Regions from separate parts of the Homo sapiens genome. Here region 2 is linked to region 1. A link is a loop called in an ENCODE intact Hi-C map of the cell type or tissue named here. Cell type or tissue: mammary epithelial cell. All regions are shown on one strand. Each heading gives the region's core, and the rest is flanking DNA. Links, peaks and the distances in the headings are about the cores only. Region 1 has its middle 47 kb from the start of LINC01791. Region 2 has its middle 13 kb from the start of LINC01791.

Region 1 (4,399 bases), core at 115-4,114:
TTCCAAGAGTACTGGGGAACTCTGTTACCGGAACTCTGATTCAGTACCAATGGAAATGCAAAATGGAACAGCCACTTGGAAGACAGTTTGGTGGCTTCTTACAAAACTGAACATCCTCTTAGCATACCATCCTGCAATCCCACTCCTTGATGTTTACCCAAAGGAGATTAAAATTTATGTCTCACAAAAGGCACATGGGTGTTTATGGCAGGTTTATTCATAAGTATTAACACTTGAAAGCACCCAAGACTGCCTTCAGTAGGCAAATGGATAAATAAAATGTGGTACACCCAGACAACAGAATATTATTCAGCACTATAAAGACAGAAGCTAACAAGCCATGAAAAGACATGGGAGAATCTCAAAAGCCTATAATAAAGTGAAAGAAGCCAGTGTGAAAAGGCTATATATGGTACAATTTCAACCATACGACATTCTGGAAAAGGCAAACTATGGAGACAGTAAAAAGATTGACTGGGTGCGGTGGCTCAAGACTATAATCCTAGCACTTTGGGAGGCGGAGGCGGGTGGATTGCCTGAACTCAGGAGTTTGAGACCAGCCTGGGCAACATGGTGAAACCCCGTCTCTACTAAAATACAAAAAAATTAGCCGGGCGTGGCGTCATGCACCTGTAGTCCCAGCTACTCAGGAGGCTGAGGCAGGAGAATTGCTTGAACCTAGGAGGCAGAGGTTGCAGTGTGCCAATATCACACCACTGCACTCCAGCCTGAGCAACAGAGCGAGACTCTGTCTCAAAAAAAAAAAAAAAAAAAAAAAAAAAAAAAAAAATCAGTGGTGTCCAGGGGTAAGGAGGGAAGGATGAATAGGCAGAGCACAGAAGATTTTAGGACAGTGAAACTACTCTATAGGATACTATAATGGTGGATCCATGTCTTTGTACATTTGTGTAAACCCATAGAATGTACAACATCAAGAGTGAACACTGACATAGCTATGTACTTTGGGTGGTGATGATGGGTCAATGTAGGTTCCTCAGTTGTAACAAAGGTACCACCCTGGTGGGGGATGTTGGTAACGGGGTGATTGCATGTATGTGTAAGCAACAGGAGGTATATGGGAAATCTCTGTATCTCTTGTGAACCAAAAACTGAAATAAAGTCTATTTAAAAGAAAAAAACGCAATGGAGGAGAGGAGCAGATTACATAAAAGGAATGAGCGTGCTGGCACTTAGCGCACGTTTGGTGCCCAGTCCTCACTCTCATTCTCTTTAGAATAAGTCTACACTCTTTCTTCTGAGCCTCGAGCTGCCCCTGGAGTTTAGACAATTATCTTCCTTTGAGGATTTGAGAAAAGTTTTCAAATTGCGACAATTTAGGGGGATTTTATTTTTTATTTTATTCTTATTTCTCACTCCTTACTTCTTCCTGCACTTGGAATCGTTAACTTGTGCTGAGTGTGGCCGCCAGGCCATCACTGCTAGAAAGGACGAGAGATTCTTAGCAGTAGTCAGAGAGCACCCGTCGGGACCAGTCCTTCTAATTCTCAAACCAAATGAGGTTGAACAAACCCGGGTAAGTTTTGGCGCTTCCGGCTGGTTGTTCCAAATCTTTGAAAGCCCTCTGCGCACTCTCCGTCATTCATGTAATCATTTAAAATATGTCTTCCTGTACAGGAACTGGGTCCCAGCCGCAGGGTAACCAGAGGCTGCATGAGTCACTGTGGTTAAGACAGATCATTGAATTCTCAGCTGGCGTGACCTCATAGCTGGGAAGCCAGAGGGCCTGCGCCAGCCAAGAGGAGCTAGCTTTGCTGATGGTGTGGTGCAGGAAGTGACTCTGCCCCATACCTGAGTCCTTTCCATAGGAAGTGAGCTGAGTGGAGACAACAGCAGATTGAGAAAGCAAGAACAGAGTCTTTGATTCTTGAGTTTTATTCAGCTCAGGGAAAGACTGCATTCATACCTGGATAAGGCATTGCACCTAAGTTGACTGAGACTTATCACTTTCACATCCCAGGATTAAGTGTGGGGGTCCTGAAGACCTATTTCCTAAAGAATCAGGCAGGCCGGGCGTGGTGGCCCACGCCTGTAATCCCAGCACTTTGGGAGGCCAAGGCAGGCAGATCACGAGGCCAGGAAATCGAGACCATCCTGGCTAACACGGTGAAACCCCGTCTCTACTAAAAATACAAAAAATTAGCCGGGCGTGGTGGCGGGCGCCTGTAGTCCCAGCTACTCGGGAGGCTGAGGCAGGAGAATGGCGTGAACCCGGGAGGCGGAGCTTGCAGTGAGCGGAGATCCGGTCACTGCACTCCAGTCTGGGCGACAGAGCGAGACTCTGTCTCAGAAAAAAAAAAAAAAAAAAAAAAAGAACCGAGCATTCAACCCTCATCCATAGACCATTCCCTCTTTGCCAAAAATGTAACAAAGCAGGAGGGGATTAAAATAAAATTTTTAAAAAGTTGGCAGGTACCAAATATTGATACAAAAATGAAGATATTCGGTTGGTTGGCTATACATCTCCAGTGTAGGTGTTTCAAGCATTTCCCAGACATTAGTCATTTAGATACCACATTCAGAATTGTGGCGCTATATCATGTCAATACTACCCTGTACTCATATTTTTCTTTAATATGAGTCAGGTCTTTACTTAAATAAATTTACTCAAAAAGGAAAATTGCTGTCACTCACTGGGAAGTCAGAATCATCTGTCATAAATTGTAAATCACACAAATGAATTTAATGAAAACATTAAATTAGAAGCATCTGTCCACAGAGCACATAAAATAATCTTAAATAACATCAATGCTATACAAGTAAACAAGAAACATCAAAGAACATCAATGGTATAAGTGTATACAAGAAATATCCATGGTATAAGTGTAGACAAGAAATATCAGAAATAGGGTAAAAATGTGAGCTTTAAAAAACTAAAACTCTGAAGATAGCTGGTCCCAATTGTGTTGTTTTAACCATAAAATAAAATGATTTTTTACATTAATAGGAATATTTACAGAAAAAGGTTCTAAGCTGGGTGTGGTGGCTCACGCCTATAATCCCAGCACTTTAGGAGGCTGAGGCTGGCGGATCACGAGGTTAGGAGTTCAAGACCAGCCTGACCAACATGGTGAAACCCTGCCTCTATTACAAATAAAAAAATTAGCCGGGCATAGTGGTGTGTGCCTGTAATCCCAGCTACTTGGGAGGCTGAGGCAGGAGAATCACTTGAACCCGGGAGGCGGAGCTTGCAGTGAGCCGAGATCGTGCCCCTGCACTCCAGCCTTGGCGACAAAGCGAGACTCTGTCTCAAAAAAAAAGGTATTATAATTTTTTTCTATATATAGGATCTATAGTAGAGTTTTCCAATTGGCTTAAAAAAACTATTAAAAATTAAATTAAATTTATTATTAAATATTAAATATTAAATTAAATTAAAATTGTTAAATTTTGGAGGAAAATCACCAAATTCTCAAAGAAAAACCATACAATGCAATTACTTACAACTCACGTTCTTTATGATGGTGTATGTATATATGTATACAAGAAACATCAAAGAACATCAATGGTATAAGTGTATACAAGAAATATAATTCTTTATGATGGTGTTATGTCTGGCCATCAAATCGTTCTTAAATATTTAAACTTAGTCTGCCAGAATACTCAAGAAATTCATTTTAGGCCTTTTTGGGGGGGCTCCCAGCCCCCACCATGTCTCAAGCTGAGCACACAACTAGGACCCCTATCAGCAAGGCTCCTGGCCTCATGAAGACAGCACTTTGCTGCAAAAGGAGGGACCTAATGGCCATGCTAAGGAGACAGTAACACAAGGTAGTGTGGTACAGAGGGATGAGAGTCACCTGAGATCATCAGAAAGGCTTTCCCAGGAGGCAGCTTTTTTTTTTTTTTTTGAGACAGAGTCTCCGTCACCCAGGCTGGAGGGCAGTGGTGCAATCTCAGCTCACTGCAACCTCCACCTCCCTGGCTCAAGCAGTTCTCCTGCCTCAGCCTCCCGGGTAGCTGGGACTACAGGTATGTGCTACCACACCCAGCTAATTTTTGTATTTTTGTTTTGTTTTGTTTTGTTTTGTTTTTGAGATGGAGTCTCACTCTGCCACCCAGGCTGGAGTGCAGTGGTGCGATCTCGGCTCACTGCAAGCTCTGCCTCCCGGGTTCATGCGATTCTCCTGCCTCTCTCCCGAGTAGCTGGGACCACAGGTGCCCGCCACCACGCCTGGCCAATTTTTTTTATTTTTTATTTTTTATTTTTTATTTTTTTGTAGAGACATGGTTTCACCATGTTAGCCAGGATGGTCTCGATCTCCTGACCTTGTGATCTGCCTGCCTCAGCCTCCCAAAGTGCTGGGATTACAGGCATGAGCCACCGCGCCTGACCAATTTACCAATTTTTGTATTTTTAGTAGAGAAGGTGTTTCACCAT
Region 2 (4,399 bases), core at 285-4,284, 60 kb before region 1:
AGGTCTCAGGAATGGGATGGATGGTTCCATATTACTGTGTCTTTCCATTCCAATAAGCAGGAACCAAACTCATGCAATAACATGTGTATATGTGAGCGTGTGTGTGTGTGTGTGTGTGTGTGCATGTTTATGTGGAAGGTGCTTCTGTTTTTTGTCAGCCCATCCCAGAAAGCTCGTTTTTCCTTTTCGCTGACTATTCAGAGTTGGAGATGCTATATGTGGAAGGGGTGAGGTGGGAGGATTGCCGCTTCAGGGGTGATTAGAAAAGAAAGGAAGAAGAATAAATAAATACTGTAAGTGGAAGACATCCTCTTGAGTTCACAGCCTTTTCATGGCTTTGAGACAATATAATTGTAACATGACTGAGTATTCAAGCAGCTGGACCTCACCAAGGATGTTCAGGAGTGCCAGAGCTCTAGGGCCCTGGGAAGAGCCAGTGTCATTGCAGGGAGCTAGAGTTCCTGATTAGGGATGGAGTAGAACCTTCACGATTATCCTGTCATGGAAAAATGCAGAATTTAACCATGTCCAGTGCCCAGTCCATTCCTGATCCTAACTTCCTCTGTGCTTCCTTGCTGTGAAACACCTCCACTGTTAACAGCAGCTCCAGGGACCTTACAGAACCCAATGGAGAGGCATCTGAGGCACCATCACCAGACCCATGCCTTGAATGGAAGCAACTCAAAGTCCCAATGGACCCAAAGTCATGAAGCCATGATTAGGACCACACAGTGCAAGTATTCAGATGGATATTTTATAATATCAAATATATAAATGGATTTGTCAAGCCAACAAATACTTGAATATTGTTAAGCATTTGAATAATCCAATATAACAACTTCATTTAGGCTGTCTTTTAGATGACTCATTTCTCAGTGTAATTATCTCACTGGATGGTTTCATGGATCAGGAACTCTGGTTAGAATCATACTAATCCTGCCATTGGAGTTCAGCTGTTTACTACGGTTGGGTGTTGCATAAAGTTGATGATACCGTGTGACATAAGATACTGATGTATAAAGGCCAGTTTTCTACCATGATTACTGTTCGTCAAAAAGATGTTTAGGAAAAAATATAACATGGCACTCAGGATTCCTACTAAAAAATGTACATTCTAGACTATAAGTCTTCTAAACTCTGGTGAAACATTCTACAAAAGAGAAAGACTATGTGTAAAATTAATTCCCTCTCCTTCATCTTACTTATAGAGAAAGGAGTGGAAGGACAGTCATTTAAGCTGAGAATAAAATGGATTGCAGTTTTGGCAGAATAAGAAACTCTATGATCATCAGATGGTGATGTCTGATTGGTGTTTGATAAATATCATCCATAGTTTGTTGAACAGACATGTTCTCACTATTTAAAGGTACTCCACATACCACGTAGTTGCTATCACTTGACTTCTTGTTTTATTTTGTATTATCATAAATTAAACTTTTTGTTGTTGTTAACTTATTTATTGTCTTCCAGAGCAAGAGCTTTGTCCTTCTTGTTTGCTATGGTAATGCGGGCCTAAAACAGTGCCTGGCTCAGAGTGAGTATCTAATAAATATTTGTTGAGTAAATGACTAAATATGTGCTTAATATGGTTGTTGACTGTTAGGTAATTTTCCCTCCCTTAGTCTAGTAAGTGTGTTGACATAATTCATTTAATAAAGAGATTACAAAAATATCACCTTTGGTGGATAGAGTTATTGGCCCCAATTCTCAGCCTTAGCCCTGTGTTTAGAACTTTGCCTTATGAGTCTGTGGTTCTTCCCATTAAAGGGTGGAGCAAATTTCTTCACTCTTGTGTTTGACCAGGAGACTGACTTTGGCCAATAGCAAGAGAGGAAAGTGATGGTATCCCAGTTCTGAACTTCAGCCTTAAGAGAACTTGCATGTTTCTGCTCATTTCTTGTACTTCTGCCATCACCATGAAAAGAACATGCCTGGGCTTACCTGCAGGGCCCAGAAAGAGAGCACCAAACACTGACAGCAGAGCTACCCAGCAGAGCCCCACCCGTAGGTGCCTTGAGCCCCAGCCAGCCCACAGCCACAGGAATGACAGAAATGTTTATTGTTGTGTACCACTGACATGGTGTATTTGCTTGCAGTGCAACAATAGCAAGTCCACACATAATCTTTCTCTGACTCAACTTCATGTCATCCAGTCCCCCAGATGGATGACCCTGTACCCAAGACACTGAATTGGCCCAAATGACCAAGATAGATATTATACCCATGTCCAAGCCAGGACATCTGTCCTTCATTCCTCAGTGGACAGTAGGGAATAAAGAAGAGAACCACCTGACTAAGTGTTGTAGAAAAAAACCAGGTTCCTGTCACATGACCAGGAAAAATAAGCCATGCAGACACTTTGAAGGGCTGGGGATAATGGAGTTTATTGGGTGAAAAGGAAGAAGACTCTCAGCAAAGCAAGAGGGGTTCATGTTAACAGGCCCCAATCTCACAGATTGAATCTCAGGTCAGCTCCCAGAAACAGGAGAGACCAGACTCCTATCACCGCAAATGGCTTGAACTTCCCGAGGTTCCATCCCATCCTCCCAGTGTGCAGGTGGGCATTTTTCAGAGAGAATCAGGAAAGTGTGGGCTTCATTTGAGACCTGAAGTCTGGTTTTTTAGCCTTCAGGCTGTTTTAGGCTTGAAGGCAGGGTTTTGTGGGGGGACACTTGCTGCCTCCTGTCTCTATCATAAGGGCCAGGACCCTTACTCGGCACTTGCCATGTGTTGTCTCATTTTGTCCTCATGGCCGTGGTGTCCCAACTTCACAGGTAAAGATGCCAGGTTTGCTGAGGGGACACCCCTTGCCTCTGTTCTCCCACCTGGGAAGAGAAGTCCTGAAAGCATCTTTCAACAGTGGTTCTTGGAGATAATTCCAAAGAGAAGGACCAGCCCTGTCTGGAATCAGAGCAAATGGATGGAAAAGCAGAGCTAGCGAACCAATCACCTGCACTGTCTCCATCAGCCCCATCCTCACAGCCGCCTGAACATTGAATCTGGCCTCATCTAGACGTGATCCCATGCTCTCCCTGGGACTATGTTACTTGGACAAGGAATATTTGTCCTGGAATCCTTTGTACCCTGCTCTCTTACTTGCCTTAGATAACCCCTTCCGACAGGGAGCAGAATATTACATAAGGGATGCTGGAACTGTGCCTTCAAGATGACAGCATTTTTGAAACAAAGGCATAGCCATAAATCTAATTTGTTTCTTTGCCAGGCTTTCCAAACACAGCTTCGTTGTAGGAAAGTGACCATCCCATCAGAAAATGGAATAATTGTGACTTGCATTTTGAGGACATATCTTTCCGCAGCCTGGGCGCTAGTTCACGCATTCATGTGATAAATTTCTACTGAAGGCACACTGTGAGTCAGGCAGGCTTCTAGGGCCTCGGGGCCCAGATCATTCTCTTAAATTAGTGCCCCTTTGTTTTGGAAGCATTTTAGATTAGACGTCCTTTACCACTGCTTACCGTAGGACTTTAGATGGCTTTCAGACACACACCCAAGTTCTCGCCTTCGTCTGCCCCTGATAATTTGACTTCTATCTTGCCTTCCTAGCCTCTACCTGTTTCCACCTGAGGTTTCCCTGCCCTAAATGCTCCCCTCCATTTCCCTCTAACTTGTTTTCCAGGACACCGATCTAATGGCCTCAGAGAGCAAGGGGCCTTCCCCAACTTCCTGGAGGAGAACCTTTCACAAGTCCCTTAGTGACACCATTGGGAATAATAAATACTTTGTGACATTTGATGCACAATAAGAATATACCCTGAATAATGATCTAATGATCACATTGCTTTGCTTTTGTTATTGTTGTTAACCAATCTGGCTCAACTATTGGAATGTGTGCCTCTTTCTTCAGGTCAGGGACCGTGTTGTGAAAACCTGAGTTCCTGGGACATATTATGGAAGAAGCACAATAAAAACAGATGGGCCAATGTTAATTTGCCTATTCTGCTTATTGTTTATTGTATATGCTCTAGAATGTATGCTCCAAGAAGGCAGGACTCTGTCTGTTGTATTCAATGATGTATTATGAGTACCTGGAATAGTGTCAGGCACGTAATAGGTATTCAATAAATATTGTTAACTGAAAGAACAGTTAGGAGCAGACAGAGAAAATTTTTAGCACTTGTGTAACAATAATAATTCCAGTCTCCAAATACCTTGTCTTTTCCTAAAGGCAGTAGGTCTTCCCGATTCCGATGCCCACAGTTCTTTGTTCTCCCTATAAACAAAACAAGATATTATCAGTGGGATAAGACATCCCACTGGCACCAGTTTTTGTCGGTCGGGAGCAGGAGCAGATATCAGCCACCCAGGGCATCTATTTAAAGTGAAGAAGCTTTGACTTCTGGATCATTATCCACCTGCAGAAGCACAAAGATCTTTATGG

Evidence for each region. Peaks named below come from ENCODE experiments on the same cell type or tissue, not always from the same donor. Only the 100,000 strongest peaks of a DNase experiment are listed, where the experiment ranks them.
Region 2: it touches region 1 in a loop (9-fold over the local background); 2 of 110 quality-filtered maps call a loop at or near these places.

Annotation. Positions count from the first base shown.
Region 1 is chr19:31,212,602-31,217,000 of GRCh38, forward strand. It overlaps a transcript of TSHZ3 not described here. Among named protein-coding and RNA genes, the nearest start is that of LINC01791, 47 kb to the left of the region's middle. In mammary epithelial cell, for the core only: no CTCF peak of the experiment used is centred there; a DNase peak (open chromatin) is centred at 1,710; H3K27ac peaks cover 1,956 bases.
Region 2 is chr19:31,152,187-31,156,585 of GRCh38, forward strand. It overlaps a transcript of TSHZ3 not described here. Among named protein-coding and RNA genes, the nearest start is that of LINC01791, 13 kb to the right of the region's middle. In mammary epithelial cell, for the core only: a CTCF peak has its summit at 1,932; a DNase peak (open chromatin) is centred at 1,925; H3K27ac peaks cover 2,062 bases.